Linked DNA regions of Homo sapiens: region 1 is linked to region 2. Evidence: chromatin loops called from intact Hi-C (ENCODE). Cell type or tissue: heart left ventricle. All regions are shown on one strand. Links, peaks and the distances in the headings refer to the core of each region. The heading gives the core; the rest is flanking DNA. Region 1 holds the start of LOC105377721 (a long non-coding RNA gene). Region 2 holds the start of LOC105377722 (a long non-coding RNA gene).

Evidence for each region. A loop is a pair of places that touch in the nucleus more often than their neighbours do. Peaks named below come from ENCODE experiments on the same cell type or tissue, not always from the same donor. Only the 100,000 strongest peaks of a DNase experiment are listed, where the experiment ranks them.
Region 1: it touches region 2 in a loop (2.0-fold over the local background); 4 of 110 quality-filtered maps call a loop at or near these places.

The regions. Positions count from the first base shown.
Region 1 is chr5:171,485,863-171,502,063 of GRCh38, reverse strand. It overlaps LOC105377721 (a long non-coding RNA gene), which reads left to right and starts at 6,478. Exons shown (of 3, transcript XR_941213.2): 1 at 6,478-6,609; 2 at 11,660-11,744. LOC105377720 (a long non-coding RNA gene) reads right to left here and starts at 7,268. Exons shown (of 3, transcript XR_941212.3): 1 at 6,983-7,268; 2 at 87-175. RefSeq lists an enhancer at 7,584-8,431. In heart left ventricle, for the core only: no CTCF peak of the experiment used is centred there; DNase peaks (open chromatin) are centred at 5,437 and 7,233; H3K4me3 peaks cover 467 bases; H3K27ac peaks cover 2,146 bases.
Region 2 is chr5:171,569,791-171,585,991 of GRCh38, reverse strand. LOC105377722 (a long non-coding RNA gene) reads left to right here and starts at 3,067. Exons shown (of 3, transcript XR_941214.2): 1 at 3,067-3,275; 2 at 3,637-3,708. LOC107986392 (a long non-coding RNA gene) reads right to left here and starts at 11,909. Exons shown (of 2, transcript XR_007059047.1): 1 at 11,649-11,909; 2 at 5,565-5,788. It overlaps LOC124901134 (a long non-coding RNA gene), which reads right to left and starts at 2,974. Exons shown (of 2, transcript XR_007059048.1): 1 at 2,791-2,974; 2 at 1,339-2,320. In heart left ventricle, for the core only: no CTCF peak of the experiment used is centred there; DNase peaks (open chromatin) are centred at 6,631 and 7,683; H3K27ac peaks cover 2,352 bases.

The DNA of each region.
Region 1 (16,201 bases), core at 3,216-11,215, 84 kb after region 2:
GTGAGACCCTGTCTCAATTTAATTATATAAAATATATCTTTTTAAAAAAAAAAGGTAAGGGAGGACTCATTCCCACAGATACCCACTGTGCATCAGGTATGATGATCAGAGAAATGGCATCTCAGTGTGGCCCAAACTCCAGACCCCATTCCACCACTCCACATGCAAGAACTACCTGTAAATTAGATACCGATTATAAGTGCAAGCTCTGGTCAACATGAATGAAAACAACAATGAATGGAAACACATCAGAGAAGCTGGCAAACTTCCTATAAAGGGCCAGAAAGTAAGTATTTGGGGCTTGTAAGTAAGACTACCCAACTCTGTCATTGTAATGCAAAAGTAGCCAGAGACAATATGTAAATGAATGAGTACAGCTGTGTTCCAATAAAACTTCTTTTTTTTTTTTTTTTGAGACGGAGTCTCACTCTGTTGCCCAGGCTGGAGTGCAATGGCACGATCTCGGCTCACTGCAACCTCTGCCTCCCAGGTTCATGCAATTCTCCTGCCTCAGCCTCCTGAGTAGCTGGGATTGCAGGCGCCCACCACCACACCTAGCTAATTTTTGTGTTTTTTAGTAGAGACGGGGTTTCACCGTGGTGGTCAGGCTGGTCTCGAACTTCTGATCTCGTGATCCACCCTCCTTGGCCCCCCAAAGTGCTGGGATTACAGGCGTGAGCCACCGCACCTGGCCAAAACTTCATTTTTTAAAATGAATATATTTTATTTTGGACTGGATTTGGCCTGTAGGCCCACAGTTTGCCAACCGAAAATGTCAAAGTAAAATTACAAAACACGGTAGCCTGTTTTAAATATTAGCTCTGAACAAATTAAAGGTTTTCAATCCCCATAAAATGTAAGATATCCCCAGGGTAATTTCAGGACTTTTTAAAGATACCAGTCTAGGCTGGGTGGGATGACTCACGCCTGTAATCCCAGCACTTTGGGAGGCAGAGGCGGATGGATCACCTAAGGTCAGGAGCTCAAGACCAGCCTGACCAACATGGTAAAACCCCGTCTCTACTAAAAATACAAAAAAAATAGCCTGGTGGTGGCAAAAAAAATAGGGCGTAGTGGCAGACACCAGTAATCCCAGCTACTTGGGAGGCTGATGCAGGAGAATTGCTTGAACCCAGGAGTCAGAGGTTGCAGTGAGCCGAGATCACACCGTTGCACTCCAGCCTGGCCGACAGAGTGAGACTCTGTCTCAAAAAAACAAAAAATAAAGAAAGATACCAACCCATAGAGCACTACAGTCCAGACAATTTGATAACACGACAAATTTCATCAAGGTGAAATCGCCTACTATGAATTCCATCAAGGTGGTTCTGGGACAGGATATAGGGTGGCCAGATGAAATGTAGGATGACCAGTTAAACTTATTTTAAGATAAACAGTGAATAATGCTTTCATATAAATATATATCATGCAACATTTGGGACATACTTATACTAAAAAATTATTGGATGCTTATCTGACATTTAAGTTTAACCTGATGTCCCATATTTTGAATCTGCTAAATCTGGCAATCCTAAGAGCATGTGTAATCTGAATCGAAGAGGCTGTCGAAAGCCTACATCTACAGTTCTTTGTGATTGCAAGGCCGGGGTCAAATGAAGCTGGTGTCCCGGGACTCCCTACCACCACCCGACAAAGGCCCTAGATCCAAAGTAGAAAAGTCACTGTTCAAGCAGATAGATCCAGGTTCATACGCAAATTGTCTGGTACCTAGTGGGTAGATGAGAAATTGTAGTTGTGGGTTTTATTCATTTGCAGTTTCTTTTGTTGTTGTTGTTTTGTCTTGTTTGTGTTTTGTTTAAGACAGTCTTGCTCTGTCACCCAGGCTGGAGTGCAGTGGTGCGATCTCGACTCACTGCAACCTCCGCCTCCCGGGTTGAAGCGATTCTTCTGCCTCAGCCTCCCGAGTAACTGGGATTACAGGTGCGCACCACTGCACCGGGCTAATTTTTGTATTTTTAGTAGAAACGGGGTTTCACTGTGTTGGCCAGGCTGGTCTCAAATTCCTGACTTCAAGTGATCCACCTGCCTTGGCCTCCCAAAGTGCTGGGATTACAGACATGAGCCACCACGCCCGGCCCATTTGCAGTTTCTTGATGTGTTTTATTCTCCCTTTGTAAACACACTAGTTGCGTGACCTTGGCCAAGTTTTTGAATTTTTCTTGAGCCTTAGTTTCCCTGTCTGTAACACAGGGATAATGCCAGCACCTTCTTCAGGAACTATTGATATGAATTAAATGAGCCGATGTGTGTCAAGTGCTTGGCACTGTGCCTGACAACTAATGTGCTTTCTGTAGATTTTAAAAAAGTCTCTGATAACTAATTCCAGCTTCACATTCAACCTTCTATTAAATCTTCAGAACAACCAGAGAGTAGGTGTTAAGATCCCCTTTGCACAGAGCAGATACACTGAGGCTCTAGAGCTCACTCAGAAGGAAGAAGCAGGAGAGATGGGATTCGAACTGGAAGTCCCGGCCGCTCTTGACTCAACAACCGGCAAGGCTGGGCTGGTTCCACACAGCCGGGATACAAAAGGCAGACTAGGCTGTGGTTCATCCTCCATAGACCTCAGACACAAGTCCCCCCATCTGCTGAGCAAGCTGCCAGTGTCCCAGCAGAAGACACTAGCCTGCAGAACTGGCACATTTTTACCTGGGTCAGGAATATTACCGCGGGCAATCAGTTCCAGGTTGGGCCGCTGGAATCAGACCACCCAGGGGTTTCCCAGCTGCTGCGGGACAGACAGGGAGAGAATTCCTCTGCACCTTCAAGCATCCAGGGGTCTTCAGCCCTGAGGACCTCTCCCACTGCCCTAGATAGAAGCCCTCCCTTAGGCCATTGGGGTCCAGGGCTTTCTAATCTCCGGTTCCCCCAAGCATCTTCCCTACCCACTTCTAGGCTTTACCTGACCCTGTACTTCTCCCTACCAGCCCAGGGCATGTTTAAAATCATCCAATCAATTATGTGTCATGATTTGCTTAGCAACTGTCTTCCCCATTTGGCTGGAAGCTCCATGGGGGCAAGACTTCATCTATCCCACTAAACGTTTGTCGAATGACTAACAGACTGAGGCAACTCACATTTTTCAGGCATCTCTTCTGTCCTAAGCACTTTACCTGCATTTTTGTTGTTGCATTGCCAGGCTAGTTTTGTGAGGTTGAAACTAGCAGTCTCATTTTACAGATAAGAAAACTGAGGTTCAGAGGCAGTCATAAAAAGCTGAGTGACATGGTAGTTAGGAGTGTGCCCTCTGCCACTTGCTGGCTGTGCAACTACAGGCAAATCCCTCATCTGTAAGATGGGAACAGTCACCTTACCACCTCAAATGGCTGCTGGGAGGTTTCAGTCAGAGAAGGATGAAAGGTACTCAGTGATGTCTCAGAAACACAATTAATGCGCTGCAATTGTTAATATTATTACTTTTGCCGAATCAGACAGCTAGTAAGTGCTGGTGCTGGGATATGATTTCACTGTTCACACCACTACAGCAGAGAGAAGCAAGACAAGAAGGGGATGGAGCTGGGGGCCTTGAGATTGCGGTCCTTGCATGGCTTTAGTCAGGCCTGACTGCACACTGAACCTTTTCCTAGAAAGATAGGCCTGGCCTTGCTACCCCTGATGCCACGGGGCCGACAGGGTTGGCAGGCGAGTGGGCTGCAAGCCCCGCCTTTAATTTCATGGCTGAGTTACACCACCACCCAGGCTGGCGTTGGGCACCCTGTGCTAAAGATGGAAATGGGATAAGAGAGAAGAGATAGCCCAAGGCCTGGACTTTTCTGCTTCCAGAATAGCCATTCATCTCTGTTCTTGTCCAAAGCTGGAAAGAGAGCTTTATGGTACCCCTGGGAAAGGGGTAAGATGCAGAGTGGATGAATCCTTACAAGGGAGCCATGGTCGCAGCTGCACCTCCAGCTCAACATGCATCACGAGAGACATTCAGACTCTGGAGCTGGACGTGTCTGAGGCCAGGCCCCAGGCTCACCACGCCTGGATGTGAGGCCTCAGGCAGGCAGCTTTACCCTTTGGGCCTCAGTTTTATCCATAAAGTGGGTAGAAAAAAACACATCATCCTGGATTACTGTGGGGGATAGAATAAAACTAAAACTAACATAAGAAATGCACTTAGGTGAGCGGGGCAGGGGTTAAGGGAGGGGTAGCATTAGGAGAAATACCTAATGTAGATGACGGGTTGATGGGTGCAGCAAACCACCGTGGCATGTATATACCTATGTAACAAACCTGCATGTTCTGCACATGTACCCCAGAACTTAAAGTATAATAAATATTTAAAAAGAAGAAAGAAGAAGAAAAAGAAGGGGAGAAGGAGGAAGAGGAAGAGGAGGAGGAGGAAGAGGAAGAGGAGGAAGAGGAAGAAGAAGAAGAAGGAGAAGGAGAAGGAGAAGGAGAAGAAGAAGGAGAAGAAGAAGAAGAAGGCGGCACTTAGGCTGGGTTAGGTGACTCAGGATGCTAAGGAAAGTGGCCATTGCAGTGACCACATAGCCCCCAGATATGATGGGACCTCCCAACACTTTGGGAGGCTAAGACGGGAGGATTGCTTGAGGCTAAAGTTCGAGAACAGCCTGGGCAACACAGTAAGACCCTATCTCTACAAAAAACATTTTTAATTAGCCAGGTGTGGTGGCGTGTGCCTGTGATTCCAGCTACTCCGGAGGATGAGGCTGGAGAGTTGCTTAAGCCTGGGAGATCGAGTTAACAGTATGTTATGATCATGCTACTGCAGTCCAGCCTGGCTGACAAAGTGAGACCCTGTCTTTAAGTAAACAAACAAACATAAGCAGCTAGGCGTGGTGGCTCATGCCTGTAATCCCAGCACTTTAGGAAGCTGAGGTGGGTGGATCACCTGAGGTCAGGAGTTCGAGACCAGCCTGGCCCAACATGGTGAAACCCTGTCTCTACTACAAATACAAAAAATTAGCCGGGCGTGGCGGCAGATGCCTGTAATCGCAACTACTTGGGAAGCTGAGGCAGGAGAATTGCTTGAACGCAGGGGTGGAGGTTTCAGTGAGCCAAGATTGCGCCATTGTACTCCAGCCTGTACAACAGAGCAAGACTCTGTCTCAAATAATAATAATAAAAAAAATTAACATAAGAAATGCACTTGGCACACAGGAGGGGCTCTGTAAATATCAGGTGGAGTTCGCGCTACCTCCCAGTTCCCCTCTCCCTCTGAGTCTCTCTTCCCAGCTCATTTCAGAGCAAGAGTTGGAAGGAACAAGAAGGCCATCTTGGAGGCAAGCCTTGGTTAGGCTCTGCAGAAGGGATTCAGGGCCAAACATAACATCAGATTATTAAAAATGTGGACTGTAAACACCGGCACAACAGGCCAGAACACAGTGGCCAACACACCACAGCCCAGCTGCTGCTCATGCCCATGGCCACACCACCTGCTGCCCCTGATTCTGGGATGGACCCAGCTCCACAGGCACCGGGCACAGACTGGTGTGTTTTTCCTGAGCTGAGCCCTGGGGACCTGGCCAAAGCCTGTCCTCATAGCGAGAAGTCCTGGCAGGGTTCCTCAGAGAGGAGAGGGCCTCCTACCCTGCCCCCTGCTCTTGCCTTTAGGCTGGCCCTGAGGAAGTGACCAGAGACCAGGCCCCTCAGGGATTCTATAAACTTGGGCCTGACAGTATGGAGCCAGGTGCCCCATATAGGACGGGAACCCCAGCACCCCCAGTTGGCAGCTGTGTGAACTTGGGCAAGCCACTTTACTTCTCTGAGCCCCAGGGTCCTCATCCAAAAAATGAGGGTATTGGAAGCCACCCCCTCCCCAGCCCGTGGTGTGAGGGTTAAATGAGATAGTGCATATAAAGCGCAGTGCTGGCAGAATAAAGGTGGGACTGGGGCTCAGTGCACCCTGGCATCCCACGCCAAGCAGGGCAAGACTGATGCTGGGAACCAAGCTCCCATCATATCTGGGGGTCATGTGGTCACTGGAATGGCCACTTCTCTTAGCACCACAAGGTGAAAGGTGAAAAGCCTGGGTGCAGAGCTGAGTGAGCAAGCCTTGGAGACAAAGAATGCTGGATCTTTTTTGTTTTTTTGTGATGAAGTCTTGCTCTGTCGCCCAGGCTGGAGTGCAATGGCGCGATCTCAGCTCACTGCAACCTTCGCCTCCCAGCTTCAAGTGATTCTCATGTCTCGGCCTCCTGAGTAGCTGGGACTACGGGCGCGCACCACCAAACCCAGCTAATTTTTGTATTTTTAGTAGAGATGAGGTTTCACCATGTTACCAGGCTGATCTTGAACTCCTGACCTCAAGTGATCCACTCGCCTCGGCCTCCCAAAGTGCTGGGATTACAGGCGTGAGCCACCAAGCCTGGCCGGAAAGGTGGATTTGAACCCCACCCCCATGATGCCATAGCTGTTACTGCCCTGTCTATAAATAGTGATATTACCTACCTCACTGACATACTTGCTCACTCAAGGAATTACTGAATTTACTGTTGAGGACCTGCCTTGTGTGCAGCTCTAGTCTCCATGGAACCCTAAGGTTGGGCTCCTGCCCTCAAGATCATTGTGAAGATTCAAGGAGGTACTGCATGGCGATGCCTGGCATTCCACAAGTGCTCGGTAAGTTGGCTTTCCTACATTAATCACTGCCTGCCTCTCTCCCTCCCCACCTTCCTTCCTCCTTCCCGCTCTCCCTTGGTGGCCCTTGCCTCCTTCCTTCCTTCGACTCCCACCCTCCCTTCTTCCCTCCCTCCCTCCCTCCCTCCCTCTGTCCCTCCTTTCCTTCCTTCCTTCCTTCCTCTGTGGGGCATGAATCAGACACGGGCCCTCTGGGAATAATTACATAGAGAATGGGGTGGAGAGTTCAACCCCCTCTTTCCCCAAACAGGTACCAAGCCCTTCTTGGCAGGTGCAGACCAGGGCCTGGAAGGAAAGGACAGAGTTGGTGGCCACAACAGGAGAGAGAATTTAAAAAAACAACCCACTCAGTTACCTTCGAAAGACCAAGGCTTTGGCCCCAAGACCTTCCTTCCAGCCCTGAATTCTCTGATCCTCAGTTCTGGGAGGGAAAGGAGAGGAGGGGCTGGATGACTCAGCGGCCCTCTGGGCAGTTTGTTCCAGCCCAGGGGCCCAGGGAAGCCCCTTGTAGGGAGGGGTAGCTGCTGGTCACATAAGCTGCAACTGGCCCTGGGACACCACACTGTCACCCCAGGGTCACGACCCCACAGGAAAAGAGGCTGCGGGACCCTCCCCCGGCCAAGGCCTCGCCAGCCTGCCCCGCCTGTGTCACCACCCAACTTGGCTGAAACCTGATCCAGAAAGATAGAGCCGGCCGAGCCAGCCAGTTATGTCTTAATGTAATTTAGCTGTAATCGCAGCGTGTTTTCCCTCGCTATAATTAGTAAAATGTGGTTGTTTTCTGTGTTCCTGGAAGATGTCTGAACCAGAGCCAGCTCCCCGTAGCTTCTCTGACAGGCTCTCCCAAATAGGCCCACTAGCAACACAGTGGATTTACCAACACTATTTCCCCCCTTGACCTGAGTTCTCCTAATTCCTGAGTTGAGGCCTCTCTCTCCTGGCCCCTGAGGACACGTCCCAGGGTTTAGCGCGGGGCCTGCACGCTGTAGGTGCCCAATAAACGTGAGTGGGTGATGGAGGGATCAAGCCAGCAACAACAAAAAGGCATGTAGGGAAAGAATTCCTCATTTAGGATGTCCACGAGACCCACAAAGAAATGCGTGTGTTGTATGTGTATGCTCACAGGTGTGTGTGCTGTGTATTGTGTGTGTGTGCTCCCAGGCGTGTGTGTTCTCACAGGCATGTGTGTGCTCCGTGTTGTGCATATGTGCTTGCAGGCTTGTGTGTATTATATGTGTGTGCTTGCAGGCATGTGTGTGTTGTGTATATGTGCTCACAGGCATGTGTGTGTTGTGTGTTGTGTGTGTGTGCTCACAAGCATGTGTGTGTTGTGTGTGTGCTCCCTGGCGTGTGTGTGTTGTGTTGTGTGTTTGTGCTCGCAGGCATGTGTGTGTTGTGTGTTGTGTGTGTGCTCACAGGCATGTGTGTGTTGTGTGTTGTGTGTGTGCTTGCAGGTGCAGCTGTCTGCTTGTGGGTGTATCTGGGATAATGGGCAGAGCCAGCTATGCGTGGGGCTCTACCAGCTTGGGACGTTTTGTCTGTGTGTTCCCACCAGACAGCGCTGTGTGCAAGTGTGGGAATTCTGTGTGCTGTGCACGGGGCCACCCAGAGAGCACCAGAACTGGCCCTGAATGCTCTGCTGACTGCAACACAGCAAAGGATGTGCAGCCCCTGACTCTCCCTGTCCTGCGCGCAGTGCTCACAACCTTCTGCCTCGGATCATCCTTCGGCACAGTCTTTTGTCCTTTCACTCAGGCATCAGCAAACATCCCTCAGGTCCTCCTGTACACTGCCATCTGCCACTCTCGGTGGCTCTCCAGTGGGTCTCTCTGTAGCTTCTTACTCCCCCACGAGTTCATTCATTCAATGAGCGTTTCTTAAATAATTACATGGGCTAGCTTGCGGTTTTGCGGTGGTTTTGTGTTGATGTTTTTTGTTTTTTTTTTTAATGAAAGATCAAGATTCACGTTTTCTGCCTTTGCCAATTCTCTCCCAATAGGAAACATATTTCAGATCTCTTATTTTTTTTTATTATCAATCGCTATGTAAAATAAAGTGGTGATAGCACTCACCCTTACCTCAAAGAGTTTTTGTGTACAGGTTACAGTCTAAATTCCCTTGCTCAGTATCAGTGAGGAGAATGACTATTTCACAGAGGCAGTAGGGCAATCAGGGGCAAGAACCCCCACAACACTTATTTATGTGGCCTCAGGCAGGCTACTTCACCTTTCTGAGGGCAGTTTGAACATGCTTGATGTGTAAGTGCTCAATAAATGTTAATTATTATGTTACTAATCGTGTGGGCTTTGCATTTTCAATTAATCGGTAATGCTTGGAAAGTGCCGCCAACAATCATTTCTCCAACCCAGCGCCCAAAGTTGTGTCCTTGGCAGAAATCAAGAGCATCTGCATCAGAGGAATGCCGAGCTCTGGTTGGCTGAATTCGCCTGGACTCTTCTGATTGGCTGGGACACGAGTGGGTGTGGCCCATTTCCCAGAGCCCACTTGGCAGTCATTCTTGGAGACTGACGTCAGACCGAGGATTTGGCATTTTACCTGGGTTATTGTTCTTTTTATCTTTTCTCGGGAAATCTCACCAAATGTCCAGTCCTATGATTTCTGCAGATAAATTCTTCCAAAACACATCTCCCTTTACAAAATGCGTAATTGTAGTATTTGCCCCACGGCGCTTGGGTGGCTGAAGTGGCAACGCGTGCTCCAGTGCGGTGGTGCCGAGTTCCACCTTCTCACGGTGGGCAGGGGGTGTTCTGGAGACCTTGGCGCCAGGCCTTTACTCATGTGAGAGCCGCCAGTCCTCCTTGCAAATAGGGCATTTCTCCCGGCCAGGCGCAGGAAGAAACTAACTTTTTAAAAAATGTTGGTAAAATGCACTTTAAAATGTTACCATCTTAACCAACTTTAAGTACAGTTTAGTAATGTTAAATACATTCACACAGTTGTACAGCCAATCTCCAGAACGCTTTTCATCTTGCAAAACTGAAACTCCTGTCTGTTAAACAGCAACTCCCCACTCACCCCTCTCTCCAGCCCCTGGTAACCACCACTCTATTTTCTGTCTTGATAAATTTGACCATTCTAGGCCGGGCACGATGGCTCACGCCTGTAATCCCAGCACTTTGGGAGGCCGAGGCGGGTGGATCACTTGAGGTCAGGAGTTCAAGACCAGCCTAACCAACATGGTGAAACTCCGTCTCCACTAAAAATACAAAAATTAGCCGGACGTGGTGGTGGGCACCTGTAATCCCAGCTACTACTAGGGAGGCTGAGGCAGGAGAATCACTTGAACCCAGGAGGTGGAGGTAGGTTGCAGTGAGCCCAGATCATGCCACTGCAGTCCAGTCCAGCAACAAGAGTGAAACTCCGCCTCAAAAAAAAAAAAAAGTGACTATTCTAGGTGCCTCATATACGTGGAATCGTGCAATATTTGTCTTTTGGGGACTGGCTTATTTCACTTAGCATAACATCTTCAAAGTTCACCTGTATTGTGGCATATGTCAGAATTTCTTTTCTTTTTAAGTCCTGAATAATATTCCATTGTAGGTGTTGGTCACAGTTTGTTTATCTATTCATCCATCAATGGACGCTTGGGTTACTTCCCCCTTTTGGCTATTGTGAATAAAGCTGCCATGAACATGGCTGTACACGTACCTCTTCAAGTCCATGCTTTTCATTCTTTTGGGTACATATACAGAAGACGAATTGCAGAATCATATGAAAAATCATATGAAAATTCTATTTTTAATTTTTTTGAAAAACTCAGCATATTGTTTTCTGTAGCAGCTGCACCATTTTACATTCCCACCAACACAAGTGTTCCTGTTTTTTTCCATCCTCACCAATATTTCTTATTTTCTGAAAGTTTTTTGTTGTTTTTTGTTTATTCTTTTGACAGTAGCCATCTTAATGAGTGTGAGGTAGTATCTCATTGTGGTTTTGATTTGCATTTCCCTAGTGATTGGTGATTCTGACTAAGGGATTCTGTTTCCAACAATGAAACCAAATGGGGAATTTCTCCACCCCTAGTACCATCTCTGAGACCAGAAGTGATTGGGGGGCTTTTTCGTTTTTGTTTTTGTTTTGAGACAGAGTCTCGCTCTGTTGCCCAGGCTGGAGTGCAGTAGCTCGATCTCAGCTCACTGCAATCTCTGTTTCCCAGGTTCAAGCAATTCTCCTGCCTCAGCCTCCCAAGTAGCTGGGATTACAGCCAGCAACCACACTGGGCTAATTTTTGTATTTTTAGTAGAGATGGGGTTTCACCATGTTGGCCAGGCTGGTCTCGAACTCCTGACCTCAAGTGATCTGCCCGCCTTGGTCTCCCAAAGTGTTGGGATTACAGTCATGAGCTGCCATGCCCGGCCGTGACTGTTCTTTTTTATTCATTCATTCATTCATTCATTCATTCATTCATTCATCACTCACTCATTCCTCTGCTATGCCTTAAATGCTGTACTGAGCTCTCCACAGATATTTAAGAGCAATACCAAGGCAATGCTACTGAGAGCAGATGTGTGAAATGACATTCAAATGCAACACGGAGAACTTCAAATGGCCATTGAATACGTGAAAACATTCTTCACCTCACCGATAATCAAAAAACTCCATACCTGAACAAGAAGATGAATTTTCTCTCTCTTTTTTTTTTTGCCCTGCCTTTTAGTAAAGATTTAAAAGATTGATATTACTACTAACAATATGAGAAAACAGGTCTTTACACATATTATTGTGAGAACATAAATTGAATCAACATTTTTGGAAGATAATTCAGCAAGTTCACATCTAGAATTCATCCTAAAATAAAACTGGGCAAACACACAAAGATAGGAATTTTGCAACAATACAAATGACCATCAAGAGAGGATTAACTACATAAATGATGATATGGTATGGGAGAAGACAGTGGAAGTGAAAGATGTCTAAAACAAAAGGCTGCTCCCCAGATCTACGGGTTCCACACCCTTGGTTCAACAAACTGCAGATGCCAAACCTGTGGGCTGATTTCTTGTATCCACAGGTTCCCGCGAGGCAGACTGAGACTTGAGAATTCTTGTATTGTGTTATCGTGGGGATCCTGGAACCAAACTCTCATGGATACTGAGGTATGACTATAAGCTAAAGCAAGTTGCAGAAAAGTCTGCAGTGCATGTAAGCATACATATATACATAATAGGGAGGTAGACAAATATTTTGTTAAATATTCTGAAAAGATATGTGCTGCTCTTGATAGTGGTTCTTTTGATGCGATGGTTTTAAAGATACAAGACATAGACATAGAAGACAAAGATATAAGACTAAGACTAATATCAAAGGAAGAGAAATTTTAAAGATGTCTCCTACCTTTTGCAAGTCTGCATCTTCTTTGGAATGTTTACAATGTGTTTGCATTTTTCTGCTTATAGTCAGAAAAGAATAATAATATTTTAAAAATAAATTCACTTTGGGAGGCCGAGGCAGGAGGAGTGCTTGAGCCCAGGAGTTCAAGACCAGCCTGGGAAACATGGTAAAACCCCATCTCTACCAAAAATTAGCCAGGCATGGTGGCATGCGCCTGTAATCTCAGCTACTCTGAAGGCTGAGGTGGGAGAATCACTTGAGCCTGGGAGGTCGAGGCTGCAGTGGCCGTGATCACACCACTGCACTCCAGCCCACGTGACAGAGCAAGATCTTGTCTCAAAAAAGAGTTTATCTGGACAGATTATTGTGAGATAAAGGCCATTAAATATATGAGAAAAAAAGAATATACTTTTCCAAGTGGGAGAAAAACAAAAACAAAAAATAGACAAACAAAATTATTCAATTGGGGTGGAGAAAGTTAAGTATTATCTGTGTATTATAAGGTCACAAGTCACAATACTTAAAATTGCAGAGTTGAGTTTAATCTCATAAACAAGTTTTTATAGGAATCGAAGCACAAACAACAGATGTCATTTTACCTCTACGGCATCTTGCAAGATAGGGGAGGGCAGGCTTTCTTACCACTATCAGCATTTCCCGTTGATGGGCGTGGATACCGGGTCCCAGAGGAGGAGGATCACAGTCAGACCCTCTAAGAGGAAAACATCTGAAGATTTGGAGGGAGGGACAACCTAGGTCAGGCGAACCTGAGAGCAAGGACAACTTCTGTTCCTTTGGAAGTAGAGTTGTCCACAGGCAGGAATGGACGCTGTCCCCGCGCTCGGCACCTTGACAGGGTGAATCCATCTCAGGCACTCTTTCTTGCCGAACCCTGTGCAGCCTGAAATTCACATTTATCCAAAACCACAGCCAGTCCGCCCAGAGTGCCTCATGAGATGGAAAGGCTTGCCATCTCAGTCTGGACCAGTCACCTTCCTTGGCAGAGAAAGAGCCCAGGGCGTGGAGTGGGGTTCTGTGGCACCGCACTGTGTCCAGGGCCCTCCCGGCAGCCCAGCCAAATGCCATCTCATCATGTGTGACCCTGAGGCAGCTGGGGCCACCCTTCCCTTCAACCTGCAGATACAGGCACTCGAGCCCCGCCCCACAGGTACCTGCAGGACACGCGGCACCCTCCTCACTGCTTCCCAGGAGATCCCCAGCGGCGCCTACCTTCCCTCAGTGTTCTGTCTCCTGCTCCTGAAGCCCACTGTCAGCTGTTCCCTGGTCACTTCTGCCACCTTGGCCACCAGTTGCTGGCTCCGCTCCACCCTGCTTGTCCCAAGCATGAACACAGCCCACACTTCTTCATTCCCCAAAGCACCTCAAGAACAGGGCTTTTGCCCGTGACAGAGAGATAGTGCTGCAAAGAGCAAAACTCAACTAAAGCTGGAGAGAAAATAATCTGTCCCTAGAGTTTGTTAGCGCTTTACCTTGACAAAGGATTTCCCTTGTATGTTTCTCAGGAGTCCCTTCTCTCCCTGTCCCTTTACCCCCAAAAACCCAAGACTCCTACTTTGGTGCCCCCTAAGGTGGCTTCCATTAGGAGGGTGTAGGTAGTACAGGTGCCATGTTACATCCGGGATACTCAAAAAAGCAAATTGCCTGCAGCTCTGCCCTCCATGCCTTTGCTCAAGCTGTGCCACTGCCCGATTCAGCTTTCCTCTTCTGCCTCTTCTCTTTCCTACTCTCTCCTCACCCTTCATGTCTCAGGTAAGGTTTCCCCTTTCTGTAGACACTCCCAGGATGAGTTAGAGTCCCAGCCTCAAGCATCCCACAAGCCCCTTATAACATATTATCACAGAGGTTGTAAGCCAAAACCCCAGGGGGATTTTGGTTGGGTTTTTTTGTTTGTTTGTTTTTGTTTGTTTTAGAGTTTTACTCTTGTCACCCAGGCCGGAGTGCAATGGCACAATCTCGGCTCACTGCAACCTCCGCCTCCCAGGTTCAAACCATTCTCCTGTCTAAGCCTCCCAAGTAGTTGGGATTACAGGTGCCCAGCACCATGCCCAGCTAATTTTTGTATTTTTAGTAGACACGAGGTTTTGCCATGTTGGCCAGGCTGGTCTCGAACTCCTGACCTCAAGTGATCCACCTGCCTCGGCCTCCCGAAGTGTTGGGATTACAGGCGTGAGCCACTGCACCCAGCCGGCTTTGTTTTGTTCTGTTTTTGTTTTTTTAATTTTTAACTTTTCTGGCGATGCTTTTTTCTCAGATTTTTAATGTTAGTTTTAAGTTAATTTTCAAGTTTTGAAAAATAGGAGAATTCACATAAGTATCAAAATTTCTGATTTGACTTAAAAAACTGGAGGCTCTGTCCACACAGGGTCCATTTTCCCATGAACCCAGTGTGAGAATATGGACCCATGTGGCAACAAGAGACTGCAGCTGATGGAAGCTGCCACCACCGCCAGGTGTGTCTCTGAAGTTCACCACAATCCCCACCATTCCCTATTGCCTCACACTTGGCCTCCTCACTAATTTATTTACCCTCCCCACCTGCCCTGTATCAGGGGAGCTTATGGCTCCTGAGAGGTTGGCATCACCTGACCCTGACCTGCCTTTGTCTCCCTAACACACTGTGAGCACTTTGAGAGCAAAGCTTCGCCATCTCTGCCTCTCCAGGCTGAGACAGACACTGGCTCAGAGCGGGTGCTCAACAAATGATTTGTCAAGAAAACACCTCAAAGCCCTTCTTCCCCCAGGAGGCCAAGACCCAGTATCTACAGCACCCAGGGACAGTGGGGTACATTTCTCTCCCTCTTGATCCAACTTCCCCTTGGACACTGGAAGGCCCACATCCCATGTTCTCAGCAAGACCTCTCCTTACCCTCTGGATTAGTTAGGGAAAACTAGGTCCTGACCAGGTAGTCCCGGCTCCTCAGCGAGTGGCTTTTACACAATGAAATCTCGTTTCTCCTTCACATCACAGTCCGATGCAGGTGCTCCTGGCCAGGCAGCCTCCATGCAGTCATTCAGGGCCCAAGCCTCTTCCATCCTGTGCTTCCATCCTCTTCGAGGCCCTCAGAGTCCTCTCCTCTCAGCCAAGGGGCAAGAAAAGAGAAGGGGGCTCATAGGAGAGTTTTTTGGGCCAGGCCCAAAGTGGCATGAATCACTTCCACCACACTCCACAACCTAGAAATCATGTACATGGCCACACCTAATTGGAAAGAAGAAAGGGAAGAGCAGTGGAGCCACGTGGCCAGGAGGAGCAGAGAACACAGAGATGCATGAATATTGAGCTCTCGCTGCCAAGCCCTCCTTGTCCTTCATTTCTGCTCAGGAGGAATCCTGCAGAGGTGCTCCAAACTCACAGGGACTTGATCTTTCAAGAGCAAGAAACTAAAAAAGAAAGTTTCCTAATCTCACTCCCAGCCTTGTTCAGTGACTCCTCCCAGGAACTGTTTTAACGATCTATCGCTGCTACGTAACAAGTCACCTCAAAAGGGACTACGCAAGGGTGTCAATAGCAGGCATGCTTCACTGAACCAATCTAACAGTCTACACAGGTGCTCCAGCAGGGCAGAGTAGAACAATGTGGGACCTTTGAGTCCAGCCAACCAGGGTTCAAATCCCAGCTGCGACACTTCGCAGCTGGACGACCCTGAACATGCCACTTAGCCTCTCTGAGGCTCTGTTTTATGCATCCTCATAGAGGGGTGAAAGCACTGTGGCCTTGGGGACTCTTGGGCTCCTGTACCCCCCACCTCCTCAGCTTCCACCCACTTTTATCCCTTAAATATTGGGATTCTAGAAACGATTCTTCTAAAGAAAGAGAAGCAGCAGAATGCGGAAGTTAAGTCACAAGCTCCAGAGTGCCTACCTTGCAGGGCTGCTGTATGGATTCAGAGTGATCATGCTGAGCCCTGGGCCTGGTCCCCACTAAGTGCTTCACACACATTATTGGTTCCCATGTCCCCAGCCCCAGCGGGACCCACCTGACAGTGTTCCCCCACTGCAGGATATGTCTTGTACATACTGCAGCTACATTTAATTCCCCCAGCATCACTGCAGAAGTCAGACAATTGCAGAGATTCGACTCCTACAAAAGAACAAGGTGAATCCCAGGTGGGACCTGGGTAGGAATTCACTGCATTACACAGAAACAGGACTTCGCATGGTACGGAGACCATATCCCCCCCTAGTGCTCCCAAGCTAGACACAC
Region 2 (16,201 bases), core at 2,916-10,915:
TCGTAAGGCTAACCTGTCTGCCTCCCCCAAATCTGGTTAGCCAGCTGACCTACAGACCAACAGGCTGATGAACCAACCTTCCCAGACACTAACAGGAGAATATGGAAAGGAGGGGGTCATCTAGCAGATGGACAGGGCAAGCAACCATTGACCTACACACATATCAGAAAGAATTCAGATTGCCAGGACTACACACAGCGAGGAATGCTCCCAAAAGAAGATTACATGCAGATGCAAAAAAAGATTAAAAACTAAACTAGACTAAAATGCTTACTATATGGTAGGGAATGGAGAGGACCCTGGTGATCATGTTGGAGGTAACCTGACATTGTTGACATCCAGAGTTGCATAAAGAGGCTGGCAGATTCCAACACAATGTCAAGATGTGGTTTTTGCTATTGAGGTCTCCCTTATGGGTTGAATCAAATAAGCAAATGAGCAAGTGAGCTCAGCAATGGCCTCTCTTTAACATTCTTCTGAGCCTTTCTCTATGTTCCCATCATGAACACAGCAGACTCATTCATTCTCCTAAGGTCATAGATTTGGGGTCATAAAATGAAGTCACAGTGGTGTTCTGGTTACAGGATTATGGGTGATTATTTTTTCTTTCATTTTCTAATTATATCTTATAGTGGAGCTGTATTATTTTGTAATAAAAAAATTCACACATAATTTTAGAAGGAAAAATAAAAACTAATTTGGACCCTTCTTCTCATTTGCTCCATACCCAAAAAAGATTTCTTGATTTATGGATCCGAGGAGTCTTCAAGACTCGCCTCACCTTACCTTTCATGTCAAAATGGTTTATTGAATACCTACCAGTCCTTTCTCTCTTTTTCCTGGATTACTAGAACAGGCTTTGCAGCCTCTCCTTGCTCAAGTCTGTCCTTCATGCAGATGCTAAAAGAATTTCCACTATATTTTTCCTTCTTAAGAATTTCCAGGGGCTGCCAGGTACCTGTTTAATTCTCAACTTAAACTTTTTAGAATTTAACTTTTTAAATTCTGAACTAGAATCAGTGGACTTTGGATAACTGTGTCCTCTCCTTGCACACCTCTCCCCATATCCACATGCACACATGCACACACAAGCACACGCACACAGACCCGACCGACCTCCCCATTCCAACTTCTTATGATGCCCAGTGCTTACCTGAATTCTTGGTTCAGTTACACATCTCACAGTTTTCTCTCAAGCCAGAATGGAAATCCCACACCCAACATGTGGCCACCATCACTCTGATAAACTTATCCAACTATCCATCAAAAAGTACTCACTAAACACTCAGTATTTGACCACCATTGTAGGCATTATGGAATCTCCAAGAAGGGCAGAGAGAAGAGTGCTGATATTTATTGAGTGCTTAGTATATCAAACATTGAATTCACATAGGTGATCTTTTGGTGTCCTCAGTAAAGTATTTTCCCCATTTCAAGGATGAGAAAACTGAAACACAGAAAGGTCAAACTAAGGTCACATCGCTAGGAAGCAACAGCTGAAGCTAACTCCGGTGCCTTTGCTTTCTCATCTGGTTGGGAAAGCCAGACCATGTTTTCCACACACTCATCCACTCGCATATTCATTCATTCACTCACTCATGAATGCATTCATTTAGCAAGCATTTATTGAGAATCTATTCTATACCAGGACAATACCATATGCTGAGAATATAATGGTGAATAAGACAGTGATGATCCATATTTTCATGGAGCTTACTGTTTAGTAAAGGAGATAGACCAAAAATAAAAATCTATCTATCTATCTATCTATCTATCTATCTATCTATCTATCTATCTATCTACCTATCTATCTATCATCTATCTATCTACCATCTATACACCAATTTTCAATGAGGAAGGAACCAACAGGTAGAGAATAACATGGACAAATGATCTTAGATTTTATAACATCTATCATTTATATTGCTTTACAGTTTTAAAAGCCCCTTAGAAACTTTATGTGGAACCAGTTCTTAAAAGGCAAGATTCTATAGGTAAATTGAAGGGCAACATAAATTATGAGTGCAGACACCTGGAACCAAGTCTGGAGTATGCAAAGCTGTTCTTTCTGTAGCATCATAAACAGGGTCACAATTGAACAAAGGAAAAAGCACAGGTTTGAGACTAGCAGGGCAGTCTTCAAAGGCATGATGAGACTTAGAATTGAATGAGGGCTGGAGGTGGACCAAGAGGGAAGGAAACAAATGCAGCATAGGTCTCTAGGACTGAATTGAGGCGTGCTCATCCAAAACCTTCTTGGAAGATCCCAGGTGTGTGAAGATATAAAGGCTTCTCCAAATAGATAGAACCACCAAGGAGTCTGAAAAAAAAAAAAAAGTTTGAAAATAGGATTCTCAATAATGCCAAGGTCAAATTATTTCTGACTTGAGACAATCAAAATAAAATTATAAGTTGCTTATAAGATTTGCAAACATGACCAACAACATGCTCTGGGATTTTGGAAAGATGAAGAAAAGCAAGCACCTAGTTATGTTGAGACTTGTGCTACTCGGCACAGATGAGGGCAAGAACCACAAACAGTCCTGCATGGGCCCAGAAGCTTCCCCTTGTGGAGCTGGGATTCTGAGCCCATCTGTATCTTTCACGTATCTTCCAGCTGCTAGTTCATGACCTGCTGCGAGGCTCACTTCCTTCTGTAAAGTCCTGGCAAGAACACAGGCTTAGGGATTCCCAGCCTGAATCTGCCACTGACACACTATGTGGTCTTGGGCAGGGTCCCCAGACTCTCTGTGCTTCTGTTTTCTGCAAAATGAGAAGAATCATAACTACCTTTTGGGCTTGTCATGAGAACCAAGTTTGTTGTTTTCCGCTCTGTGGTAGATGTTGGCTGTTCTCATCTACTCAGCGTCTCTCTCCTCTTCTGTCAAGAACCTCCGCCTTGCCCTTGGAGAACTGCTCCTTCCCCGTTCTCAGACCATGTTGATTTAGGTGGGGTTGACTCCACCTCCAGGTTTCCAGGATGGATACATGATATGGCTTGGCATGTGACCCAAGTATTATATAATACGTTATATAATACATTCAATAAAATGCAGTCCTAGGGCTTGTATTTAAGCTGTTGGGCAGGAGTTCTCTTTTTGTTAAGGTGCTGAGCTGGTGAGAGGTAGTCCTGAAGCTGGGCCGCCATCCTACCATCACAAGGGCAGAGCCTGCCTGAAGGTGGATTCAAACTGAAAGAGAATAAATTTAAGAAATGTAAAGAGATTAGCTGGGCAGCTGGATTCAGCCATACCTGAAGCCATTTACTCCTATTAGTAAGTTCCTTTGTTCATTTATTAAGACAGATTGAGTTAGTGTCTGTCCTTGCCATCTAAAGAGTCCTGACTAACGTGCTATCCTAGGAAGAGATCTCCATGGACTGAGATACTGGTTAACACGTTGGGCAGTTTGTAGTCTCCAAGAATCCTGTCTACATGGGTTGGTAGGGGCTGGGGAAGAGACGCAAGGACTCAGGATCTTGACACTGCCCAGGAAGGGAAGCTAACAATATGAAAGAAGAAAATGGGCTCCAAAGTCTAAAAGTGCCAGATTGAAATAATTTCTACCATCTAGTAAGACCTATGACATGCCAGATATACTAAAAACATACTCATTTATTCAATGTGTATTTCACAGGGTCTACTGTGCGCCAGGCACTGTTCTAGAGAGCTTCCATTCTACTGGGAGAGCTGAGCCTAACTCTGCCAGGTAAGTACAATGAATCCCATTTTACAGATGAGAAAAGTCACAGCTCTGGACAAGGGTAGATTCAAGATTCTAACTTGGGTCTGTCTGACTTCAAAGCCCATGCCTTTGTCATCACTCCAGGCCACACTTTTTGTAAACTCTGCTCTCTGGAAACATTGCCTGATTCACATCTTTGCCTGAGATGGAAATCGGGGAGTTGGGGCCCCCATACTCAGCCTCTGGTTCAAGAGTCAGGACCCACAGCGTCTCATGAGGCGCTTGGCCATGTTTATGTTGCTCATCAGACAGGCCTGAGTGTGTCTGCCCAAATGGACTGTGAGTTGCGTGATGGAGTTTGGCGGTTTTGTCTGAGGATCCTCCGACAGCCAGAGGAACTGGCAGAGGGCTAAATTTGGCTACCCCGCCCAGCCTGTGGCTTCTCAGTTCTCCCAGAACCCTATGTTTAAATGTACCCCATCTATCCCACCTCACCCCCATTTTGGGGAGACACCATTGCTAAGATCACTGCAGTGGTAGCTTGAGAAAACAGCTTCACTCTTCTGTGCCTCCTTTTCCCCACCTGAAAAGTGGGAAAAACAGGACTCCCCTCATAGGCTTGCTACAGGAACTAGACAGATAAATGGAATGTCTACATGTTCCTAGAACTACATCTAGCTACAGTAGGCTTTTTTTTTTTTTTTTTTTTTTTTTTTTTGAGATGGAATCTGGCTCTGTCGCCCAGGCTGGAGTGCAGTGGTGCAATCTCAGCTCGCTGCAGCCTCCACCTCCCAGGTTCAAGCCATTCTCCTGTCTCAGCCTCCCGAGTAGCTGGGATTACAGGTGTGTGCCACCACGCCCAGCTGATTTTTGTATTTTGAGTAGAAACGGGGTTTCACCATGTTGGCCAGGCTGGTCTCAAACTCCTGGCCTCAAGCCATTCACCCATCTCGGCCTCCCAAAAGGCTGGGATTACAGGTGTGAGCCACTGTGCCTGGCCATACAGTAGGTCTTTGATTAGCCTGAGTTATCTTTCTTGCCCACAGCAGCCCTCTCCCCTGTGGCTGCCTGGCTCACCTGGACATCCCCCTCCACCCACCAGCTCAGCCACCCACCCCCCAGTCTAGCTCTAATGACTTTTGCAGCCCATCTCTGGTGGCAGTAGCTGAGAGGCTGGAGACTCCCAGGGTCCCGGGGCTCTTTCATCAGCCTCTGTGAGGGCTGTAAGTGATTCAGCCTGCAAGTGATTCGGCACCGGGCACAACAACAAACAGGCCTGCGGGGAATCACTTCAGCAGAGAGATCTTGGCACATCTCTATAGCAACTCAGGGAAAATATTTCACGCAAAAGTCCATCTGCTGTAACATAAAGGGAGTCCCAGCCAATAATCCAATTATAACGAGTTATAAATTAATCCTAATTTGCAAGCTTTATTTTACCAAACCACAAAATACACACACACACACACACACGCCTCTATATATTTACACACACTGTATATATTCTTATACATGTGCACACACATGTGTGTGCAGTCAGGAGGCAATAGCAATGCAATTGTGGCTTGTTTGTCTCATCTCATGGTGCTGACTAATCAGCAGGCAGAACATTCATCCGGAGGCTGAATGATTGACCCAAGCAAGTAGACAGCAGTGACCTCCAAGGCCACTGTGAAAAGGAGAGACAAACTCACTATGTTACCTAGAGCTATCCTGCAAGCCAGGGCTGAAATCTTTTTGTTAGTTGTGTCGGTTTCTCTTAAGGAAAAAAAAAAATGTATCTTTTTGTTTCCAATGTCTTTATAAAGAGACATTTGTATTGATTCATCGGTATAAAATGCTTTGTAGAGGCTATCAAAGTGGAAAAAACAACGTGATAATTCGCATTGTGATGCTTTTAATTTTATGTGTTGTCAACACTTCAAAGCGCGCCGGAGTTCTGTGTGGGAGATCTGGGATGTCTCTCTTTGCACGTCGTATCTGGGCTGCAACTGTCTGCAACTCTAGAGCCTCTTGCATGACGCCCATTCTGGCTTCAGATCTCTCCTCTTTTTCTTTTTTTCATTCTCTGCTTTCTACGTCTGCTCTGCAAAACTCATGTGGCCTGGAAAAAGAAAAAGGGTGGTGGTGAGTGGGAGGGAGCAGGGTTAAGTGAGAGCAAGATGTATAGCATCTTCTCCCTCTTAGACAAAGAAACAGTTGGCTTCCCAGCCAAGAACCTCCCATGGCATCTCAGGGAGAGCAGCTGGAAACTGAGCCATCAAAGAAGAGTCATGACTATTTGTCACCATCCCTCGAGCTAAGCACTGTGCCAAGGGCTTGCATTATGCCACTTAATCCTGACCTCAACCCCTTGAGAAAGAGGGCATTCCCTTGAGGAAGAGGGCATTTTACCTGCATTTTCTTTTATATTTTATTCATAACCGGGGCCCAGAGAGGTGGATGAATTGCTCAAGGTTCCCCAGCTGGGAAGCTGTATAACCAGAATTCATAATCAGTTTTGGCTGATTGTACTGCCTGGACTGCTTCTGCATACCTAGAAAGACACAAAAAGGCTGTCCCTAAGAGAGCGATCTCCAACAGTTGACTTCCACCTCCGAAAGTTAAGTCAGAAAGCTGCATTGGGTCCCCAGTATGAACCCAGATGTGCACTGGACTGCAAGCACATTCATTGTCCACTCTGAACCTCACAACATTCCAAGGGAGATAGGGTAACCCCCATTTCACAGATGAGCACGTAGAGACTCAGAGAGCTCAAGACACTTTCCCAGGGTAACACAGTAGAGAAGCCAGACCTCAAAGCCCATGACCCACTGAGCCCCCGGTGCCTGTTTCCCTCTGGATAGCTGTCCCCTAGGCTCGATGGTAAGCTTCTGCAGGCCGAGGGGGGCTGGTCACACACATCTGCGCCATCCGTGGGGCTGAGTGCAGATTTGGCCGGCTTTCTTAGAGCATGTCGACTTGATGAAACGCAGCAGGGGCGGGGCCCAGGCAGAAGGGTCAGGAAGGGGAAGAGGGCAGGAACACCCTGTTACCAGATCTGGAGAAGAAATGGAAAGTGAAATACTTGGAAAATAACTTCGGCCTGCCTGGAGGAAAGTGTGTCGGGATGTTTCCAAAGGCCTGGATGAGCAAGGCTTTTCCCCACCCACTCCCACACCTCACTAGAGGGGCAGGGGCGTGTGCAAAAGAGGCTGCTTCTGGCCTGAGTCCCTGGAGTTCAGGTCACTTCCAGGGACAGTCTCTGAAGAGCCATGCGATGTTCCCCCTGAGGCCCCTGAACCTGCAAGGAAGGCCCTGAGGCTCCCTGACACTGCCCTGCCCTCCTGGAAGGGCAGGAGCTTCAGCTGCAGCATCTTAGGTCCCCACCATCCAAATCTTTCCCTGGGGACCCAGAAAGGCCCTCCCAGCCAGGGTGACTCTATTTGGAATCAGCATCGGACCTGTTGAGTTGGGGCCTTGGAATAGGGAGCTTGCAGCTGCACAAGAGGCCACGATCCATCCACTAAGTACATTTGCAAGAACAGCCCCACAGTGGCCTCCATTTCAGGCATCATTAGGGATGAGCCCATCAGGAAATTTGACTCAACAGACCAGACCCCTAGTATGGTCAATTTTTCTCTCCTTTCTTCCTTTCCTTTCCTTTTCGTTTCCTTTTCTTCTTCTTCCTTCCTTCCTTCCTTCCTTCCTTCCTTCCTTCCTTCCTTCCTTCCTCTATCTCTCTTTTTCTCACTTATTTTCTCCCCTAAGCACTTGAAGAAAGAGAACTCCCTTTCAAAGGCCAGCCTGTAGCAGCCTTTCCCATGGCTGGGTTTCCAGTGCTAAGCTGCTCCCTCTAAGCTGCTCTGTGGCACATGAGGGAGGGAGCTGTGTCCGGGGGAACAAATATCCCAGTACTCCCGCCTGTATGCCGAGAGACCATTCCAGGATCTCTCAGACTTGCTGGGAATCCACCCTCTGGGAGGGTGAGCCAAAGGCAGGGCCTCCGCTGACCTCTGCCCTCCCTTAGCCTGGCCAGAAAGAACAGTCCAGAGCACCGCAGGAAGCCCTTTGGTTGAGCAAAGCAAAAACTCGCATGCAAGCCCAGGAAAGCCCAAGCCAGGTCTTTCACATGGGGGATTTGGCTGCAGTTAACAGAGGCGTGGAGAGGCAGTGAAGCTGAACGCCCTTCACTCACCCACCCCCAGCTCCCCCCAGCCTTGGCCTCGGTCATCTCTGAATTCTCAGCCAGGTTCTGTCACCAAAAGTTGCCCTCAAGTGGCAGAAAGACATGCACCCTGGAGTCGGAGGGCACACTCCCGTGGGAGGCCCTGGAGTGTAGCAGCTAAGAGCTTGGAGTCCAACAGATCTTGCTTTGAATCCCACATCTGCCACTGACCATCTGTGGGAGTATTTATTCCAACTCAGGAGCCTCCGTTTCCCTAGCTGTAAAATGGGGATAATAACATCCCCCGTTTTGTACAGTTTGGGTTGGTGGTAACAACATCACCCGTGTTGTGCAGTTTGAGTAAGAGGAAAATGAAGCAATACACGTGAAGCACTTAGACCTTTGCATCCTGTGCCTGGCACAGAACAAGTGTTCCCAAAATGATAATTATCATATTTTGCGCTTGTTCCTACATCCAGATCCTCCATGTGCTGCGTGTGCACGCACACTCACATACACACGCGCACAGTCAGTCCAGGAGCACCCTGAGGGTCCAGGCTGCCTCTCTGCATCATCATAGAATGTGAGAGTTGGAGAGGATGTTGGAAAATATCTGAGGCCAGACAGGGGATGTGTCCTGGCCGTAGTCACTGACCGGTATGTGGCAGAGTGGGGCTGAAATGCAGTTCTTATTTAGTTAGATTTCCTCTCCTCATTTATTATGTATCCAACAAACATTTATGCTGACCACCCCCTCTGTGCCAGACCCTGGCTGAGCTGGGCTTCAAGGTGAGCAAGATGGCACCTGCATTCCCAGATCCTGCAGCCAGCAGCTTCCGGCCCATTGGGCAGCTCTGTGGCTCTCTAAACTCCCGTCCTGTGCATAATCAGAATCTCAAATACCCCAAATGCTTGGGCAGCTTTGTCTTTGTCTCAGGTCTAAATCTCCTTTCCCTTGGTGATGGTAGGCTCTTTGAGGGCTCTCTCTGCTCGTTCTGGGTAGGGGGCTCCCATGTGGCAGCCTGGACTGCACTGAGACGTACCCATCCGCACGGGGATCTGTCTCTCCCCACAGACCAGGAGATCCTGCAGGCAGAGGTCTCCACTTAGCCAAAGCAGTGCCTGGCATGGAGCTGACTCTGTAAATGGTGGTTGAATGAATGATGAATGAATGACTGCTCAGGGAAAAGAAGGTCGGTAATTCACTTATTCACTGACAATGCATTTATCATGAATTTATCTGTGCCAGGCTCCTTGAGACCCTGGGATACAGAAATGAATGGGCCATCATCCCTGCCCTCAAGGAGGCCCAGTAAACAAACATGAGCGGTGATAGCCATGCATGCAGGGGCCAATGGGGTAGGAAAAGGTGAGGTCAGTTCTTCTGGGCAGTGGGGAATCAGCAGGAAAGACACGGAGTGACACTAGGACAGGGCTGAGCAGGCAAGGCTGCCAGGTAAGCAGGGAGAGAGCAGGCTTTCTGAGCAGAGGGACAGACATGGGCAAAGGTTCTGAGGGGTGATGTACTCTGGGAAACATCAGCCTTACCATTTCACTCCATTTACCACAACAGTAAGAACAACAATAAGAGCAAATATTTGTGGGATGCTTTGCTCCAAGCACTGTCTTAAAGCTTTGTAAGGGTTAACTCAGTAATACGCCCACCTTAGTGTGTCTCTAGTCTCATTTTTCGAAGAGAAAACTGAGGCACAAAGAAGGGAAGGAATTTGTCCAACGTCTCACAGATTTTTAGTGGTAGAGCTTGTTGTCAAAGAGACGTTAAGGCTAGAGGTGCCAGCACTGACCCGGCCACAGAGAGCCTTAAATATTGAGTAAAGATGCTGGACTCTACCCTCGTGCTGGAGGAGAGCCACTAAAGGATTTTGAGCAGGGGAATGTCGTGATGTGATTTTCATTTTTGATCATTTCTTCTGGGATAGTCAGGGGAATTGACTCAAGGTTTCTAGTAGCTGTGAGGTTAGAGAGGACCAGGAATCTCTTGCACACATTCGATAGAGGACAGGTATAAAAAAAGTTCACGGAGCGATTTTCACAATATCAAAAACACAAATGCCCATCAATAGCAAAGTGGACCAATAAACCATATGTACACTGTGGAATATTACACAGCCATGAAAATGAATGAGCCATAGCAGCATGCAACAAAAGACTGAATCTTGGTGTAACAGCTGGTGATTGCTGTGTAACAAACCACTCCAAACTTAATAGCTTAAACAATTACTTATTTGATTCAGAATTCAGTGGGTAGGTATTCTAGGCTGGGCTCAGCTGGACAGTTCTGGTTTTGGCTGGGCTTCCTCATGAGTCCAGGGTCAGCAGAGAGTCAGCTAGGGGGCACTGCTTCTGAGAGTTGACTGGTTGTTGGCTGAGACAATGGTGGCAATTGGGCCACATGTCAGTCCTCATCCAGCAAGCCAGCCCAGACTTGTTCAAAAGTTTCCAGGAAAATATGGAAGAGCACAGATCCTCCAAAGGCTTAAGCTCAGAACTGGCACAATTCCACTTCCACCGTATTATATTAGTCAAAACATACATCAGCCCAGCCCAGATTTGAGAGGTGGGGAAATAGACTCCACCTCTTGATGGAAGGAACTTCGAAGTCATGTTGCAAAAGGGATGTGGAGGCGGGAAGAGGAATAATTGCAGCCATATTTGGAAATGATCTACTACACTTGCAAAAAGTAAATTCCAAAAGATTACATACAGAATACCCATTTATAAAATTAGACTTTAGGAGTACAGATACATAAAGTAAGATTTTATCAACAGGAAGCAACAGAGCAATAGACACAAGACATAGGATGATGGCTCCCTCGGAAGGCGGAGGGCAAGGAGATGGGGTGGAGAATCATGCATGGTGAACGCAGGTTATTGTCATGGTTCTAGCTTTTGTTTTGTTATTAAAAAATAAGGAAATTTAAAAAGCAAGCCATTTGAAAACTGGATTATAATTAGTTGGATTGTATATACTTCAGGTCCAGAAAAGGAGAGGGAGATTGAGAGAGAGAAACAGTCCAATGGAAGTGCACAAAGAGTCAGGTTGTCAGGATATGGCACATGCCACATCTTAGATGTGGATGGAGAGGGAGAAAGAGGAACAAGGATCACTTCTGAAACACCCGCTTGGGGGACTAGGTGGTAGTACCATCCCTAAGCCAGGAACCCCACAGAGGAAGACAGTTTGGAAGAACAAAGAGTCGTGTTGGGGAATACTGTGTTTACAATGCCTGTGAAGACCCACAGATCAAGGTCCAGTGGCTGCTCTTCTTTCCAGAGCTTTGGGGAATGGTCAGGACTGGAGAAGCAGGAGCCCCAGCAGACCTGAAATGGAGACCATCCCAGAAAATCCTGTTTGATATCAGCATGGAAAGCCTCCCTTCCGCTGAGAGCCACCACCAGCCCCTTCCTGACAGCTCCTTGGGGCATGTCCACAGCCAGGTTTCCCTTCTAAGCAATCAGGCCTCCACCCTGGAGTCCCAGGCCAAGCGAGTAGGCTTGGGGTTGTGGCTGAGGGGGCCCCAATAGCAGCCTCCTCCCTCCAGCAGGGCCAATGGGACCCCAGAGGGGGCTGGATGTTTGTGCAGATGACATGTTTATGGCCCAACCTCTCCTTACTCATGCTTTTGGCTTTCCCTCGCTGATTTTGGTTGGGTGGATCCCAGTTCTGCTGCTGGGTTTGGGAGCCTTGGGGCTGGGGCTGAACAGAGGTTCCTTTAACTGTTCCAACCCACGATGATTCCAGCCCCTTCCCCCTCTCCCCCAAGACCTCATCTTTTCCCACACCCAACCTTATTACCAAATGCTGGCCTCTCAGAGCTGGAAGGGGCCTCCGGCATCCTCTTGTCCAATGCCTCCTCACGTAGATGAAGAAACTGAGGCCCAGAGACAAGAAGGGACTTGCCCAAGGTCATCCAAGCAGGTAGAGACAGAAGAGCCTGCATCCTGACTTCCAGCTTGGAGCCCTGAAGCCATCCTCCCACCACCAACTTCCTTGGTTGCTGTTTTGTTTGGGAAAGGACAGTTCAGCTTTTTCAAGCCTGCAGCAGTAACTCTCTCCCCTCCCAGGGAGGCAGCAGACAGTGACGGACTCTCTGCTTTTACACTTTAATTCCATAGGAAATTGGAAATTGCCTGTCAGAGGTGTCCGGGTGGCCCGGCTGCCGGCCACCCCACACAGACCCAGGCTGCCCCGCCCCGACCTGGCCGCCAGCACGCCCGCTTCTCCCTGCTCCCTGGCAGGGGGGCCCTTTTCGGAAGCTCTCCTGAGGGCTCCTGTGGAATCTCTCCCTGCTCTTCCTTCCAGGGCAGGAGGATAGAGCTCGGTATAGGGCAGCCAGGCCTGGCTGGGGCCCGAAACCCTGACATTTAGTCGCACTGTTTTCCATTCCGGGCTCTCGGGAGTCTCTGGCCCATAGTGGCAGCTTGGCTTCAGCATTGCTTCCTGCCCTGAGGTCACAGCGAAATTGGGGGACCCCTCTTCTGGGGGTCTGGGGTATCCAGGTTCCCTAAAAGCCTCTACATTGCCCTCCCAGTGCTTGTCACCATCTCAGGGTTTCTGAGACTGCAGTGGGTCACACTTCTTCCCTTCTCTGGGTATCCCCTGCATTTGGGATCCTATGGTGGCATCTCTATCTTGTCTCAAAAACCAGCCCGGAAGCTTCTGGAGGTCAGTGTTCCTGTTGCATAGTAGTTAGAGGTGAGAATCTCTGGCATCACAGTGCCTGGACTGAACCCCAGAGTCACCACTTTTGAACTTTGTGACTTTGGACAAATTGCCCACCCCTCCATGCCTTTGTTTTCTCATCTCCAAAATGGGAATGCTAATAATAGCACCAAATGTGCAGGGTTGTGTGAAGGTTACATGGGACAGCGCAAGTGAAGCACTTGATAAATGTGAGCACTGTTCATATTCTATTTCAGCAGCCTCTCATCTGACCCTGCATTTCGGCCCAGACCTAGGCTATGAGAGATAGTAAGTACTCATGAGCTGACCTCTTAAACAACTGGCAGGATATATAGCAGAACAAGCAGTCTGTAGCTTCCTGGGTCCTATTCAATGCAATGAGCATTGATGGAGTGCTTGTTATGTGTAGACACTGTGCTTGGTGCTAGAGGCTCAAGGGTGTGCAAGATGGACAATCTCTGCCCTCCCACAGCTTTCATTCTAGTAGGGAAGCAAATGCTGGAGCAATCCCAGCCCAGTGAGCCAGGTGATGAGCTGGAAGCAAGCTCGGGGCCTGCAGGTCCAGAGGAGGCATGGAAAAGAGGTCACTCTGCGGCTTTGACCTTATGGATGAGCAGACATGAGTGAGTGTGAGTGTGTGTGTGTGTGTGTGTGCGTGTGTGTGTGTGTGTGAACAATGTGGAAAAGTATATAGCAATGCATATATGCTTGATGGAGCAAGATTCAGTGAAGGAATTGAAGAATGTTTAGTGCAGCTGAAGAAGAAAGTAGGGAGAAGCAGGAGGGGAAAAATGAGACTGGAGAAGTGGAAAGAGGCCAGATCTCAAGAGCTTTGTAGATTTGTTCTGAAAGCAGTGGGGAGCCACTGAAGAGTACAGAGCAGGAGGGTTTGGCAAGGGGAAGTTTGCCTTTTAGATTGTTCATTCGGTGTGGCGGATGGATGGAGGGGTCAGGCCTGGAGGCAGGGAGGCTTGCAATGAGACCGCTGCAGTGATCTGGATGAAAGGAGGCGAATGGCAGAATATGGACTAAAGTTCAAAGTCTCAAGGATGACATTCAAGGCCACTCCCAAACTGGCCCACTGGACTTTCCCAGTCTTCCCTCATACTAAAACTGAGTTATTGTGAGAATCAAAGGAGACCCATGGGCATGGACATGCCTTGTTAAACACAAAGCACCGTGTGAGTATAAGAAATTGTTATCTTTGGGATTGTTAGTGGTTGGTTTGCTGGACATACTCACATGAGCATCCTGCCAGGTCCAGGAGTAACACCGCCTCCTTGAGAGAGGAGGATTTATTTCAGTTTGCCTCCAGTGGTTCCTAATGGATACCCACAATTGGTGACACAAAACTGAATTTCAGGGCACCCATTCCAACCAAATTTCTCTGCTGCCTTGATGAACTGATTTCTAGACAGAAACAAACTCATAGCATCTTCCATGCTTGGGAGAAGGCACTTGGGCTAAACGTAAGCAAACCTGCCATAAATACAGAGACTTTTAGAGGACCAGGGAAATCAGCTGGGCCCTAGACAACAGTGTGAGCTGGCAGGAGTTTGGAAGAGCTCCAAATACAAGAACAGATTACTCATCTCAGATATTTTCCTGCCCCACATGCTCCCCTTTCTCACTGCTGAGTAAGCAATAGTGAAGAAAGAGTTAGTAAACGGATTGTAGTTTAATGCATTCTCGTGATGATAGGATTCAAGATCCTGACAGACTTGAATTTAAAAGTGAACCAAAACTATCTGAAACTGTAGGCTGGGTGTGGTGGCTCATGCATGTAATCCCAGCACTTTGGAAGGCCGAGGCGGGTGGATCACCAGAGGGCAGGAGTTCGAGACCAGCCTGACCAACATGGCAAAACCCCGTCTCTACTAAAAATACAAAAAAGTAGCCAGGCATATTGGTGTGCACCTGTAATCCCAGCTACTTGGGAGGCTGAGGCAGAAGAATTGCTTGAACCCAGGAGGCAGAGGTTGCAGTGAGCCAAGATTGTGCCATTGCACTCCAGCCTGGGCAACAAGAGTGAAACTCCATCTCAAAAAGTAAGAAAGAGAGAGAGAGAGAGAGAGGGAGGGAGGGAGGGAGGGAGGGAGGAAGGAAGGAAGGAACTGTAGCCATTTTCCAGCTCAAATTCTGACACGATTAAAAACAAAACAAAACAAAACAAAAAACAACAGCTTTGGGGTTTGGACATTGAGACAATCACACAGATGAACTCAATCTAATTAAAGCTGTGGCCCAGCCCCATCTCAACTTGATCAAGGAGAAATGTGAATGATCAGACATTTACTTTAACCATCAGTCATAAGAAAGGGTTTTCAGTGTGGGAAATAAACAAAGAAAAGTATCCTTTAGTCTTCACTGCTATTTATATATAGTGTTTGGAATACAATTTAAAAAGTACAAGCCATCTGAGGAATCTCGTGGTGGTGGGGGGAATAATGATTATAATCAAGAGAAAGCATAATCAACAGAAACAGACTCCCAAAGGAAATATAATTAGAATTGAAATTCTGTCATTGGAACTGGCAAATAAGAACTTTGGAACAACCATTTTAATATGTTTAAAATTTTAGAGGTAAAGAAAGATATAATCATTGAAGAGATTGATATTTCTGCAGAGAATTGTAAACTATAAAAAATGACAAAATGCAAATTCTGGAACTAAAATATATGAAGCAGAAAATTAATAGAATGAGGTCCTCTGGAAAGATGGTGAAGTAGAAAGCACCAGAAATCTGTCTACCCACCTAACACTAGCAGACTCCATCTGATGTAACTATTTTGAAACTCTGGAGTTTATTGAAGGCTTGCAAATTCCAGGGGAAATTTCACTCTCAGCACAGTAGTAGCTATTCATCCCCCACCCCCAAGCCCATGGCAAGCAGCCGTGCACATGTTTCTGGAGCAACCTGCACATAGCTTGAGTGAGCCAGGGTAGACCAAAAGGACCCTATCCTCTACATATCAGGCATCTGTTGTCTGATCCCTGATTTCTGCTTCTGATCACAAAGGTGCAGACAAAGAAAAAGGCAGCCATTGTTGTTGCACCTCCCCCAACTGTTGCAAGCCCCTGCTTCTTGGCTGAAATGACTTCCAGGGGATTTAAAGGGCTAGCACTCTTTTTTTTTTTTTCCATTTGTCTCTGTTTTTTTCTCTTTTTCGCCTTTTGGGGGCCAAACATTAAAGACTAGAAGATTCAAAAGCAATCACAGATACAGGGAAATCAGAAAATGACCACTCATGTCCCAGGAAAGATGAAGGCTCAGAAAAGACTTGAGAAGACCTTAAGTTTATACCCCAGGCTGATCCTTGGCATGGAGACAGCCTACAACAACCAAAAACAAAACAATAAGAAAACAACAAATCCTGAGGAAGGGAGAGAATCTAACTTCCAGTCACCATATTATTAGATTCAAATGTCCAGTTTTCAACAACAACAACAAAAAAACCACAAAGCATATAAAGAAACAGGAAAGCATAGCCCATTCAAAGGACAAAAATAAACAGAAACTGTCCCTGAAAAAAAACCTTATGGCATATCTGCTAGACAAAGACTTTAAAACAACTATTTTAAAGATGGTCAAAGAACTAAAGGAAGATATGGAGAAAGTCAAGGAAACAATTTATGAACATAATGAAAATATTAATAGATAGAA